2 separate regions of the Homo sapiens genome follow, and region 2 is linked to region 1. The links are chromatin contacts, found by Hi-C in ENCODE. All regions are on one chromosome and are shown on one strand. Each heading gives the region's core, a stretch centred on a gene start or an enhancer-like site at or near the end of the contact. The rest is flanking DNA. Distances are from core to core; before and after follow the strand shown. Region 1 overlaps FMN1 (formin 1). Region 2 holds the start of FMN1 (formin 1).

The links. A loop is a pair of places that touch in the nucleus more often than their neighbours do. Pooled maps may share reads with other maps.
Region 2: a pooled map shows a loop between it and region 1 (2.1-fold over the local background). The contact joins the promoter of FMN1 here to the enhancer-like site in region 1. A Hi-C loop is called at or near these places in 4 of 50 pooled maps.

The regions. Positions count from the first base shown.
Region 1 is chr15:32,845,506-32,852,963 of GRCh38, forward strand. All of the region lies in intron 17 of FMN1 (formin 1), which reads right to left. Among named protein-coding and RNA genes, the nearest start is that of GREM1-AS1, 130 kb to the left of the region's middle. Within about 2 kb of position 4,731, at least 6 of the 41 ENCODE cell types and tissues checked have a DNase peak (open chromatin) inside an H3K27ac peak, as active enhancers do.
Region 2 is chr15:33,191,348-33,198,805 of GRCh38, forward strand. FMN1 (formin 1) reads right to left here and starts at 3,367. Exons shown (of 21, transcript NM_001277313.2): 1 at 3,231-3,367; 2 at 2,562-2,713. LOC105370759 (a long non-coding RNA gene) reads left to right here and starts at 3,564. Exons shown (of 3, transcript XR_932090.3): 1 at 3,564-4,228. RefSeq lists silencers at 3,346-3,685, 3,460-3,669.

The DNA.
Region 1 (7,458 bases), core at 3,481-5,980:
GGGTCCTGGGACTCAAAAGAAACCAAGTGGTTCTCTAAGTTAGTAGGATGGCACAGTAACAACGCTGGGATTGAGCTCACCCTGACCCTGAGTAAGTTACCAAGACCCTCAGACTCAGTTTTCTTATCTGGAAAGTTAGGAATGAAAAAAATCAGTTTCAAAGGATTGCTGCAAAATTAAATGAAGTGCTATGCACCTGTTGAAGTCAAGTATAGCATGCTCCCCAATCACCCCCCAACACACACACCAGAACTAACAATTCAGGAAGGAAATTTTCAGTATATTGGTGTTTCTCACAGAGGGTCAAAGTGGGACAATAAGAATGCCTTAAATGTAACACATTGTATTTATTAAAGCTTTATAGTTTATATGGTGGTTTCCCATGTATGTTATCTAATTTCATCTTCATAATGACACTGTGTACTAGATATTACTATTCCCATTTTACAGACAAGAAAAAAAAAAAGGCCCCAAGAACTTAAAATCCTTTGCAAAATCACATAGAAAGGTTAAGTGGTGAACCCAGTGTTCAAACCTAGGTCTTCTGACTTCAAGCACAAAGCTCTCTCACTACATTCAGATCACTTAAAAACACAACATTTTATTGTGCCTATCGTTAATAAGACTGTATTGCACACTTAAGAATTTGTTAAAGAGGGTAGAATTCATGCTAAGTATTCTTACTAAAATAATAAAAGTTGTATGTATGTAGAAAAAAGTATTGCTTAATCTAATTAAACTAAACAGCTTCTGCACAACAAAAGAAACTAGCATCAGAGTGAACAGGCAACCTACAGAATGGGAGAAAATTTTTGCAATCTACCCATATGACAAAGGCCTAGTATCCAGAATCTATAAGGAACTTAAATTTACAAGAAACAACCCCATCAAAAAGTGGGCAAAGGAGATGAACAAACACTTCTCAAGACATTTATGCGGCCAACAAACATGAAAAAAAGTTCAACATCACTGATCATTAGAGAAATGCAAATCAAAACCACAATGAGATACCATCTCCCACCAGTCAGAATGGCGATTAAAAAGTCAAGAAACAATAGATGCTGGTGAGGCTGCAGAGAAACAGGAATGCTTTTACACTGTTGGTGGGAATGTAAATTAGTTCAACCATTGTGGAAGACAGTGTGGCGATTCCTCAAGGATCTAGAACCATAAATGCCATTTGACCCAGCAATCCCATTACTGGTATATACCCAAAGGATTATAAATCATTCTGCTATAGAGATGCATGCACACGTATGTTTATTGCAGCACTATTTACGATAGCAAAGACTTGGAACCAACCCAAATGCCCATTGATGATAGACTGGATAAAGAAAATGTGGTACATATATACCATGGAATACTATGCAACCATAAAAAAGGATGAGTTCATGTCCTCCTAGTTTTTCCAAAACAAACTAATGAAATGTGAAAAGGGTGAATTCACAAGGGGCTATACATAGAAAGAAAGAGCCTGACTGACTTGGCTCCATCCTCTACTTCTACCTGGGGACATTTCCAATCATCAGAAAGAGGTTAATGCAATTGCAGCTCCAGAGTCTCATCAAACTATCTTGGATTCTGCCATGATGAAAGGGAAATGAGGAGATTACCCAATAACACCATCATGAGGTTGTCCTTAGTAATACTTCAATTCTTACATGGTTGAGGGCCTACTCAAAGTTGTAAAAATCAGTTTAAGGTATAGTCCCCTGTTCTACCAAAGCAAGCAAATAAACTGGTTCCATAACGTTGAAAAGATGTAGGGGTGTGTGTGTGTGTATGTGTGTGTGTGTGTGTAAATATCTGCTGCTGCTCTAGGAAAGACCCTGTAAGAGTTAATGATACTTATCTGACAAATAATATCTTACCTCCAAACCCAACCACTACCATCTCTCTTCCACTAGCATGTAGTTCTGAGACAGTGTTTAAAAACAGAAGACAAGGCTGGGCGTGGTGGCTCGTGCCTGTAATCCCAGCACTTTGGGAGGCTGGGGTGGGTGGATCACTTGAGGTCAGGAGTTCCAGAAAAACAGGAGACAAACTCTTTAAAAAACTAAGAGTTAAGGCCGGGCGTGGTGGCTCATGCCTGTAATCCCAGCACTCTAGGAGGCCGAGGTGGGCGGATCACAAGGTCAGGAGATCGAGACCATCCTGGCTAACGCAGTGAAACCCCGTCTCTACTAAAAATTACAAAAACTTAGCCAGGCGTAGTGGCGGGCACCTGTAGTCCCAGCTACTCGGGAGGCTAAGGCAGAAGAATGGCATGAACCTGGGAGGCGGAGCGTGCAGTGAGCTGAGATCGCGCCACTGCACTCCAGCCTGGGTGACAAAGCGAGACTCCATCTCAAAAAAACAAACAAACAAAAAAATTAGAGTTAAGGCCTAAAATGCAAATACCCACGGAAGAGGTCAGATCCTGACAATGATCTCAAGATATAAATGACTGAGATTTGGTTCTATGTTTGTGATTAGGTTTAAAGGATGGTCTGTGTCGGGGTAATCTGAGAGAAGATCTTTACTCTCTCATTTTGGCATATTCATAAAAGTGTACATTGAAGCACCTGTGTAATGAAGAGCCCAAATGAAATAAAGAACAGGATTATGGCAATAAGAAAAAAAATATGAGGAACAGGTAAAACACCCTACATATTAGAGGCCTCTTCTTGACCATAATGTAAATTAGGGTTCATGTTACATACCTAATAATAACATCACAAAAGTGTGACGCCTGAAACTGAAGTGATGATGGAAGCATGAGCAAAATAAGTGAAGTCAATCCAAGTCAAGGAGAAAGAACGGAGGGGTTCCAGCAGGTTCATGTGTGTGCACGTGTGTGTGCGTGCACACGTGTGTGTGTATTAGACTGTCTTGAGCTCTCAATGCCTTTAAACATTTCCTTGCATTTTCTCATTGACTGGGAGGCTTCCATTAGATAGAGCCATCTAGAGCGATGTTGAAGAAGGCAGCCATAGGAAACAAACCAAGGTACTAGCTCATAGATCTTGCTTGATAAGGGACCTTCAGATTTCCTTTTAAGTTGTCCAGTTCAGCACCCAATGAAAGTAATGAGACTGTGAGTAAGACCATTTGGTTTCCAATTCTAGGTTCAGGTGGCTAAGGGACCCCAGTTGGTATAATGATGGAGAAGCAATGAATAGGAAGCAGAATCTTAGGGAAAAATGTGAAGTGCGAAGTACTATAGAAAATTGTTTTTCAAAAAAAATTTGTTTACTATTTTAAGAGGTACTCACTGGTTAAAACACCCAAATTTATAACAAATCTGCATACGCCTATGAACCTCATCTGCCTATTTTCTACCTGCTGCAGCAATGAACCTGTTTGATTAGTTTTAGGAGTAATAGTCTAAATATTTAACAATAACATAGGTACTAACTAGCAGAACAGGCAACCTGTATGGGTGTTATGGTGAGGACCAGCTGAATATCAGTCTTGGGTTAGTTCTCTTTTGTTTTTTTTTTTTTTTTTTTTTTCAGAGACAGAGTCTCACTCTGTCACCCATGCTGGAGTGCAGTGGCGCAATCTCGGCTCACTGCAAGCTCTGCCTCCCGGGTTCATGCCATTCTCCTGCCTCAGCCTGTTGAGTAGCTGGGACTACAGGCGCTTGTCACCACGCTCAGCTAATTTTTTTTTTTTTTGTATTTTTAGTAGACACGGGGTTTCATCGTGTTAGCCAGGATGGTCTCGGTCTCCTGACCTCGTGATCTGCCCGCCTCGGCCTCCCAAAGTGCTGTGATTATAGGCGTGAGCCACCGCGCCCGGCCAGTCTTAGGTTAATTCTTATTTGTTCTCACTGTTAGGTAGTATTCATTTTTTGCTTCATTTTTATCTGAATGATAAAATAATATACCTAATAATAACATAACTACTCTTCTGACCCTTGCTTTTATCCACTTAAACATATACATTAGGGATCCTCCAGGTCAATACATACAGACTTTTTTTTTAAAAAAGATGCTTAGTATTCCAATGTATGGAAATACCATAATTTCACAACTCCATTACTGGATAGTCATTAGAAACCGACTTCGGGGGAAAACATACGCTCTTTGCAGGAATTTCTGGGAAAAAAAATCCCCTCTAGCCCTTTTAGATAAAAGCCTACCTAATAGACCTGTGATAAAATAGCTTTCTTTTCTTTATTTTTTTTTTGGAGGAGTCTCACTGTGGCCCAGGCTGCAGTGCAGTGGTATGATCTCAGCTCACTGCAACCTTTGCTTCCTGGGTTCAAGCGATTCTCCTGTCTCAGCCTCCAGAGCAGCTGGGATTACAGGCGCACACCACCATGTCCGGCTAATTTTTGTATTTTTAGTAGAGATGGGGTTTCGCCATGTTGGCCAGGCTGGTCTCAAACTCCTGACCTCAGGTGATCCGCCTGCCTTGGCCTCCCAAAGTGCAGGGATTACAGGCTTAAGCCACTGCGCCTAGCCAAATAGCTTTCTTCATCTTCCAAGGATTACTGTTCTGTTACTTAAGTGATCCGGAAGTCACAAGAGATTATCTTAATTCTTGGCCATTTAATGATCTTTGGAACCACGCCTGTCGGTATTTTCTTGAGTAGCAGTGGAGTACACAAGAACCCATTTTGGCTCAGGCAGAGTTCATGTTCTCTAGCCATACTTCTTCTTTCCACAAGCTTTGTAAAGGACGTCAGAATTATTTCCCTCACAGGTTACATTGTTCAGATTACTGACCTTTCCTGATCTCTGTAACCTTAGTGGTTGAATATGGTGATTCAGATAGTTTTGTTTCTTTATTTCTGGGGGTTGAAGTGAAGAGATTATGTAATAACCTGCTCTTATTTTGCAACTTAGAGATTTAAGTATGGCCTTTGTCAATCTAATCTGACCAAAGTATTTACTAAGAATAGATTACGTGCATATGCCCAACATAGAAAGATGATTCTATATCCAGGAGGTCTGACCACAGAAATGTATTATCGACCAAAAATGTACCTCTTCAGATTCTGGGATGATTCAGCAATTCTGAAAGGATTTAAACAGAAAACCCAAGGAGGAGGAAAAAATAGCCTCTAGGTACATTACACAATTCAAGCTGTTTGTTCATAAATTCAACAAACACTTATTAACACCTATCATGGGACAGGCTGAGCCTATATGATGTTGGGACAAGTGAGTGAACAGGACAAAACAGACACAGTCCCAGCTGTCATGGAATACCCATCTATTTATATAATTCCTTTTGCATTCAATGTTGAAAATCAGAATTACTGCTTTTGTTTATTTTAAACCTGGTAAATTTATCTATTTTTTACTAGAAAATAGTTCTTTTTTTTAACTTTTATTTTAGGTTTGGGGGTACATGTGAAGGTTTGTTACATAGGTAAACTAAAACAATTTTTGATATTAAGAATATCTCTAATCTAGCCAGGCGTGGTGGCAGGTGCCTGTAGTCCCAGCTACTTGGAGGCTGAGGCAGGAGAATGGCGTGAACCCGGGAGGCAGAGCTTGCAGTGAGCCAAGATCGCGCCACTGCACTACAGCCTGGGTGACAGAGCAAGACTCTGTCTCAAAAAACAAGACAAAACAAAACAAAACAAAAAAAACAGTATCTCTAATCTCAGCTGGTCAAAGGAACTTAGAAAATAGTTTCATAGACTAGGGCTAGAATGGTTCATGCAGAATCATTCAGAATTTGGCTCCATTCATGGATGCCAAGCGAAATTAACGGAGAATGAGATAAGGCCAAGTGTGGGAGAGTGCTGGGATTAGAGCTAGTTTAGGTTCCAGCCCTCCCTGCCAAAGCTATAAATACAAATGACCAATTTAACAGCATGAAAAGACCACCTACAAGATCTATACCTGGGATCTAATCAGTTGCTCTGTGCCTTCTTTTAATTATAGGATCCCTGCCATGTTTATGGGAACTTTTAATGTGAGCATCACAGTTTTGAAGGCCATATCATTATGACCATGTTTGATCTGAGGGTGGGAAAGCAGGAGCTCACAAAATGCCTGCACAAGGTTATTCTGAACTGAGCTATAAACCAGCTTCAACAAGAGCCTAGTGTGGAAAAGAAAAAAGACACGTAAGAAAAAAGGCATGGATATCATGGAGTTTGCAACCCCGCCAAGTGGTGCCATTAAAATTACATTCAATTCTTCTCAGAAAATGAAATTAAGAAAAAGTACCACAGTTTTGTCAAATAACACTATATAAGGACATTCTGAGAAGGGAAGAATGAAAAAGACATAAGGATAAACGCATCATCTCCATCTGAGTGTGGCAACAGGATATGATTTACAGAAGAAAAATTAAATCATCATGATTGTTAGAGCTGAATTGCAGCTGATATAAAAATAATCCTGAGTCACAACGCACGTGACTTCTCAGGCATACAGAACACAATTGCTTAAAACTTTATAAGTGATAAGACTCCTAATAGAGAATTAGCTTTCTTGCAAAACACTCTGTATAAGCTGTGCTGTAGAAGTACAGAAGTATCTTTTCTCAGTTACATTTGTTATATGATATCCTGTGCTCAGATACTCTGATACTTCAGGTATCGCCTCATTCTACACTCTTTTCTTTGGGCTATCTCATTCATTCCTATGACTTGAACCTTTGTCTCATCTAGCTCTCTCCCATGAGCCCAGCATCTCTACCTGCGCGTCTCACATGTACAAAGTTAACCTGTCTAAAGTTGACCTCACTGTCTTCCATCTCAAATCTAGTCTTATCAGTATCCAACCAGTTATCCAAGCAAGAAAAAGGAGTTACCCTATTCTCCTCTGTTTCATTTTGTACATCCAATTTATTAACCTGTCCTGTAATGCCTAAAACAGCCCTTTACTGTTTACAATTATGTCTTTTCCTTCTTATTTTTACTGCCATTGCTTTGTTTGTTTGTTTTTGAGACAGCGTCTTGCTCTGTTGCTAAGGCTGGAGTACGGAGAATGATAGTTCACTGTAGCCTTGAACTCTTGGGCTCAAGCAATCCTCCCACCTCAGCCTCCCAAGTAGCTGAGACTACAGGCGCCACCACTTTCAACTAATTTTTGGAGAGATGGGGTCTCACTTTGTTGCCCAGGCTGGTTTCAAACTCCTGGCCTCAAGTGATCCTCCTACCTCGGCTTTGCCATTGCTTTTGCTCAAGTTCTTAATTAGTCTGTTACTTGTCCAATATTTTTTTATATTACTGTTAGTTATAACTAACATATTTCTCAGCCACAACAAAAAGCAAAGAGATATACCCCCTGCAAAATAATTGCACAAACCAAAACAATGCAAACAAATCCAACATGATCATGTCACTCCTGTACACATTATTTTTCAATATTATCTGCGGCCTGTCAGACAAAGTTCAGATTCTTTAGCAAGTCATATTGTGACTCTTATCACCGTTTTGGTCTTGTGTTCTTCTCATTTGCCTTGTGATCTAGCCACACCAAGTTGCTTGCCATTTCCCAAACACAT
Region 2 (7,458 bases), core at 2,117-4,616, 340 kb after region 1:
GTATCAAGTTAAGGAAATAGGAGGTGTGTTGGTTAAAGAAAAAAAAACTTAACTAGTAGTCTGCTTCCTAGAGAGATGCATTACAGAGATCATGGTCATTTCAGGCCAGTGGGGAGGTAAGGATGTCCACAAGGAGGACCAACTCTCTTCTCTCTCCCTCATCCTCAAACATGCACTAAGGCAGTATTTGCTGAAAGCGTAGATAAGCACAGAAATCCAGGTTACTCTGGGAGATTGTTTACTTTTAGCCAGGGAACTTGAGAAACATAAGTGAGAGGGAATGCTCCATTTCTCAGACCCTTGCTTTTATGCGCTGACAAGGTAAAGAGGTTTGTTTCCTTCTTTACATCTCCCCGCTTTAGTAATTACTATTTTGCAGAGCATGGGGTTGATGCTTTGTCAGCACTTCAGCACAGACACTAAATACAGAGATGCTTCAGTTCCTTCACAGTGCCAGCCTGTTGGTGCAAGCTTATATTTGCTGCAGGAGAATACAATTCCCATGGTTTAGCGTCTCTGCAAGATCAGGCAAATCAGATTAACAGCTGTAATTCTGTCAACACAGGCTGGGACCTGTTGAGAATTAAGCTGATATTTAAGACAGAGACTATGTACATCTAAAAATAATAGCTACTCTTAAAACCAGGTCCCAAAAAGAGATTATGAATAGCCCCTAAACGTGGTCATACTACCAACCAGTAGCATCACTGCAAGATATGAAATATCCATTATGAACTTTTACACTGATACGAATAAAGTTTTAATAAGAAAACCATTAAAGGCAAGATCATCTAAAGCACACCACAGCTTGGGATGGTGTGCATGAATCCAAAACTTTAACGTAAAACTAGACTTTGAGGCATGGTATATGAGATAGGAGAGAAGCATTTCTCAATTTTCTATCAAGGATATTTACCATCATCACATCAAGTTCCAGTCTGTCCCCATTCCTCTTCCTCTGGGAACAGCTCCACCAATTTTATGTCTGGAAAGGGAGGATGACCAGGATATGAGACCTACCCTTAGACAATCATAGGTCCTATGGGACCCCATTCCCTTGGCCAAAGCATTTGGTCTAGGCAGGGTTAAGCCTGTGACAAAGGCTTCATCAATCACAGTCAATGCATTGAACACTCAGTGAGAAAGAAGCAGTCTAGAATAGGGCCAGAGGCCTGGAAATCTTCTCTAAAGCTGCATCTTTAACGTATCTCAACTAAGAATCGGCTAAGTACTTGTGAAGGCTGGTGAGAGAAATGCCTGTCCAAACACAGGTGGCTTCAATAGTGGCACCCCTCTAAGATGTAGTGCTATAAGGAACCTGAAGACTACCATACCCCATTTGCATCAGCTCTGACACCTAAAAAGGATAAAGACAATGGAAAAAAATGCATAATTTTTAGGAACGAGACTGGCCTTTATTATCCTTCTTGACTAGTATTATTAATAGCAGTTACTATAAATTCCCCACTTATGTGCCAGAAACTACTGAGTATTTTACCTATATTATCTCGTTTAATCCTCACACCTTCTCCTAAGAGACAGGTAGTATTATCCCTATTTTACAGACGAGAAATTAAAATTAAAGAGGCAAGCAACTTGCAAAAATCACTGAGCTAGTCAGTGGCTGGTCCAGGATTTGAACCTATGTCTGACAGGTTTATGAGTTTAGCCATTACAATATACTGTCTCACTACTCTTCTCCATTGTTTCCCTCCATTGAGGCCATTGCTTCTTTGTTCCTGCAATATGTCTAACTATTCATTGGTCCTGCTCCTGGACTGTAACACAGTTGAGAGAAAGGAGACTAGTGTTTAGATATCTGATCAAGAAGACCCGAGACCTCATTGATTCATTGTGGAAGCAACATCTTCCACAACGACAGTTAATCTGGTATGCAATTCTCAGCTATACTGTTTTCCCTCCCAAAAAAGGGTTAATAAGTCTGTGATCCAAGAGATTTGCAGTAAGCCCTAGAAACAGCTAAGCAACGGCTGTTGAATCCCATTGGTGTGCCTATAAGATGCTACCTGGTGTAGAGAACAGAATATAATTCTCTCTCCTAGGAATTTAGATGCGCCCCTCCGCCCCCCTGCCAATACACACGCAAGGGGGCATAGCAGATGATGGCACATGTCCCATATGCAAACATGAATAGTAAACATGCTTTAGTACAGCTGGAGCTACTGTAGCAGAAAGTCAGGTTGTCTGCTACTCCACCTGGTCTTCTTAAAGGATTGGGTCTGGACATTCACCTCTCAGTGACTGCCACTCCCCATATATATCACAGGTTCAGGCTCTGCATTCAGCCCATTCGGAGTGTGTGAGTGCTAACATGGAACTCTCCAGGAGACAGCAAGCAGAAATGTGGATGATTAAAATAAAGGGTTTTCTTTGGCAATCTCAATTGCAAATGAGGATAAGGAAAATCCTCCCAGCTCACACTCTGCTCCCAGCTACTTGTTCTTGAGTTAAATGAGGGCTTGGCTCTGGCCTCAGGGGGCAAGAGCACTGTTCGTTATTTGGTGGTGGGGGAGGGGGTTGGGGGATCCGTCAGCACTTACATGCCTTTAGAGAATCTGCCTTTACAGAACTTGAAGAGCTCTGATGGAGGAACAGAGATGCTGTGGTGGTAGTGGCCTTGGAGGTGGTGGTAGTGGCAATGGTGATGATGATGATGATGAAAGAAGAAGAAAACGGTGATGGTAAATGTCATCTATAAACACAAGCAAAAAGCAGCAACAGATACCTTTCTAGTCATTGCCAACCATAGTCATGAAGCTGCTTCTGTTCCCAATGCAATCCCATTGTGGTGCTCCCCCTCTGCGCTAAACACATCCAGCTTCAAAAAAAAAAAAAAAAAAAAAAAAAAGCTCTGCATCTCTCCGTCCCCCGCCCTCCCGCCCTCCCGCCCTCCACCTTTCCTGTGCCAAGCTGGGAATGAGACTGCACTGGCGGGTCAAGGGGGCTGGGACCTGAGAGTCAACGACAGGAGTTCTGTAGTGAGGAGCGTTGGGATGACCCGGAGGGCCCACCAACGTACTTGGGAGCAGCTTGGTGGGGGAGCTGGAGGAACCGACACAGAAGGGGAGGAAGATAAGCTGGCGGGGTAAATAGACTTGATGCCTCATTCCAAGAACCCTGAAAGCCACGGGGGAAGGCGGAGCAGGCAGCCTTTGGTCGGGAAGAAGAGACGGGCAGATGGCCAGCAGAACAGACAAGACTCTCTTTACCTGACCAATACTCGGGAGGCTGGTCCCGAGTCCCAGCTACTCGGGAGGCTGAGGCAGGAGGATTGCTTACGGCAACAGCCGTGGCGGCTGCAGCCTCGAAGGATGCTGCGCTCCAGTCCAGAGCCAAAGCCCAAAGGGGCAGCTGCGCCGACCTCCACCGAGGCTCCGCCCCACAGGCCACAGGCCCCGCCTTCCTAGCACGCGCCGGCCTGACGAGCTGTTTGGGGGAGGTGAGCAGTAAACTGATCGGCAGGGCTGAAGACCAGTGGAAACGTGCAGCGGCGCCCGAGGTGGCAGGGGAGGCGGGGCGGGAGGCGGCGGTGCCCAATCAGCAGCCGAGCCGTTGGGCCAGGCTGGGAAGCAGTGCTGTCTTTTGGCACCGTCTGATCCGGGCTGAGGGATTGAAGGCGGTGGTCGCTAAGCTAGGTCTAAGACGGACAGCCAGGGCGACAACCAGTCTCTCGCTACGTGTCCCCAGCTTCCCTGTTTCCGAGCGCCTCTCAAGGCGCACGCTCTGGACTTGTTCAGATGGGGGAAGGGAACTGGTCTGGAACTCCCCACTATTCCCGAGGTTCCCACGCCTCCAGATCCGGAGAGGCCGTTTCGCTCCAGTGGCCTGGCCCCCCTGCCCCCTCAGCCTAGCCGTTCTTGATCGTAAGTGCTAAAAGGAACAAAGAAGGAGAATTCAAGAATCCACACATAAGCCCAAACCCTGACAGGAGCCTTTTCCTCTCCCATCTCCTGCCTACGCTTCCTCCTAGTAGCTTTTTAACTGCTGGCGGTTAAGTTACTTTGACTGGTTTGAATTAAACGCAAAATAGGTTTAGGCTGAGAAATGGGCCAGACCCTTGGCGATCTGAGAAAGAAAGACTGAGTCCGGATGTCAAGAGGCCTGGGCCTCACGAGGGAGTTTGTCTGCTTATTTGAACACCTCAGAGTTGAAGATCTTGTTACTGCTATTTCTGTGCTGGTGAATCAGTACAGACCTTGATGCCAAGGTACTGTTTTGTCCCCAAGTGTCTAATCATTACTGAAATGAACTACCTTCAAACCTTTCCTAAGAGGATTTGAGGCCTTAATGTCGTTGAGATTTGGAATGTGATTTGAGTGACACTGAGATCTTTTCCAAGTAGGTAGGCAAGAAAAGGCATTGTCTTTAATCTGCTTTTGGATAAATGCGAACTGTATCACCCATTTGGTACTTGAAGATAGAATTTTGTCCTGAATAGATTCTGTTTTCAAATAAGTAAATGGGAAAAAAATTTGGAAGGTATTTTTAAGGTGATTTTTTTCACTATTTTTTTTCTAGAAATAATAGTTTATTGGAACTCTGATTTATTCTTAATCACAATATTAGCCAAACACTGATAGGCCCTTTATTTATTTGTTTTTTTAACACACGGTCTCACTCTGTCACCCAGGCTGGGGTGCAGTGGTGCGATCTTGGCTCACTGCAGCCTCAACCCCGTGGGCTAAAGCCATCCTCCCAACTCAGCCTCCAAAGTACCTGGGACTACAGGCGGGCACCACCATGTCCAGCTAATTTTTTAATTTTTTATTTGTAGGGACAGGGTTTCACCATATTGCCCAAGCTGGTCTCAAACTCCTAAGCTCAAGCGATCTTCCCTTCTCAGCCTCCCAAAATGCCGAGATTACAGTTGTGAAGTGCTGTGCCCGGCTCCATAGGCACTTCATATACATTATCTCCTTCAATCCTCATATCTTCCCCTTGTAAATTCCACTTATAGATAAGAAAACTGAGGTTCCCAAAGTTCAAGTAATTGTCCTTGGGTCATGTTCGTAGTTAGGAGTAGAGTCAATACGAGGTCCGTATATCTCCTGTCTAAAAATCATCATCATCAGTTAGAAGAATAAGAAGCCCTCAGTACGACTCTTAATTCCTTGATGCTTTTTTCTTTTTACCTGAAAATTGTCATATAGGGATCCAGTTTTCACACTACTGACTTCTTGAAACCGCAGCCTCAGAAGCACCTTTAAGAGTGAAGTGTCACCTCTGACATGTGTTAGGAGCAATTGCAAGTCAACTTTGCTCATAGAAGGGAGCTGTGATTTCCTATTGTTGGGAAGGAAGTAAAATTTTGCAGGGCTTAAGTCAAACTAGGTTTTAATTGATGTAGAAATCTTTTAAAGTCCACCCACAAAATAATATCATGGTCGTGTGAGCTGAGTCCTAGAAAGGTAAAAGGATGTTAATCCAAAGTCATATTCCAGCATTGTTTCAACAGTGTTCTGAAGAAATTCCTAAATCCTACTCTGGCCTTTAATCAAACCTGGAAATATGTACTTGCTCTAAGCTTGGTAGGGGGAGGGAGTAGGAGGTGTTTTAAAGAGAAAGGAGAAGAAAAATATTTTCCCAAAGAGGCTATTAATAAAGACAAAATATAAATAAGTTAAAGGTTATAGATCAATACAAAGGTATACACTAATTAACAAGTTAGTGGAGTTTTGTTTTGTTTTGTTTTGTTTTGTTTTGTTTTGTTTTGTTTGAGACAATTTCACTCTGTCACCCAGGCTGGAGTACACTGGTGTAATCTCGGCTCACTACAACCTCTGTCTCTCAGGTTCAAGTGATTCTCCTGCCTCAGCCTCCTGAGTAGCTGGGACTACAGGCATACACTACCATGCCTGGCTATTTTTTGTGTTTTTAATAGAGATGGGGTTTCACCATGTCGTCCAGGCTGGTCTCGAACTCCTGACCTCAAGCAATCTGCCCGCCTCGGCCTCCCAAAGTGCTGGGATTACAGGCGTGAGCCACCATGCCCAGCTTGTTAGTGGAGTATTTATGTGATCCTTGCTTAATAAACAGTTACTGGCCGAGAGGATTGCATGGACCCAGGAGTTTGAGACCAGACTGGGCAACACAGTGAGACCCTATCTCTACAAAAAATAAATGTTAAAAAATTAGCTGGGTGTGGTGGTGCATGCCTGTAGTCCCAGGTACTCGAGAGGCCGAGGCAGGAGGATCACTTAAGCCCTCGCACTGCAGCCTGGGTGACAGAGCTAGATCCTGTCTCAAAATAAAAAATAAAAAATGAAAAAATAAACAGCTACTAAGTGCCTAATATATGTTATTGTACTAGACTCTAGGGATATCCAGTTCAATAAAGCCCATTTCCTAATGGAAATGCACAGCCTAGCTGAGAACACTCAATCTGGACCATACCTGAAGAGATCACTTTATCAACAAAATTACTAATCTTCACAACCACCCAGCAGGGTAGGTGTTATCACCACCTCAAGGCTGAGGAAACTCGGACTAGAGAGGATAGTGACTCACTTGAGGTTGCAAGTTTAAGAAAAAGTCTTGACCCCAAATCATTCTGACCTGGAGGCCCACATTTTCTTTCTTTCCTTTTTTTTTTTTTTTTTTTTGACGGAGTCTCTGTTGTCCAGGCTGGAGTGCAGTGGCGCAGTCTCGGCTCACTGCAACCTCCGCCTCCTGGGTTCAAGCGATTCTCCTGCCTCAGCCTCCTGAGTAGCTGGGATTACAGGTGCCCTACCCAGCTAATTTTTTGTGTTTTTAGTAGAGATGGGATTTCACCATGTTGGCCAGGCTGGTCTCAAACTCCTGACCCAGTGATCTGCCCGCCTCAGCCTCCCAAAGTGCTGGGATTACAGGCATGAGCCACCAAGCCCGGCCAAGGCCCACATTTTCACAATATACCATACTGCCTGCCTAAGAGAAAAAGCTGTCTCTGATAATCCTTACCGAAATGCATTCCTCTGTGGAACATGTGAAGTAGATGATACAATGCCTATGAATTCGAAATTACTAAATTTGGTCAATTTGCTTATCAAAGGGAACCAAGAAAACGGAAATAATGGTCCTTGCCTACCTGGGGCTTAAGGTACTATTTACACATTCTCGTTTGAAGTCCCCAGGGGTAAATAGGATTTCATGGGATTCCCCATTCATTCCTGTGTTATTATATACATATATTTTAATATATATAATACATATATAATTAATTTTAATGTATATTAATACATATAATTTTCATTCAGTGTTCCTGGCTCATAACTCCCGTAGCCATTGTTGGTGTTTTTTTATAATGCTGTGTGTGTTAGGCCTCAGGGCCAGGCCTCAGGAAACAGAATCTCTCTCCTGCCCTCTCCTTATCTGCCCCAAGGCAGGACTCTAATCTTCTCCACCTTTCTGATTGTGGGTCTTAAGAACCTCCCCACAGAGAATCCCACCCTATACACT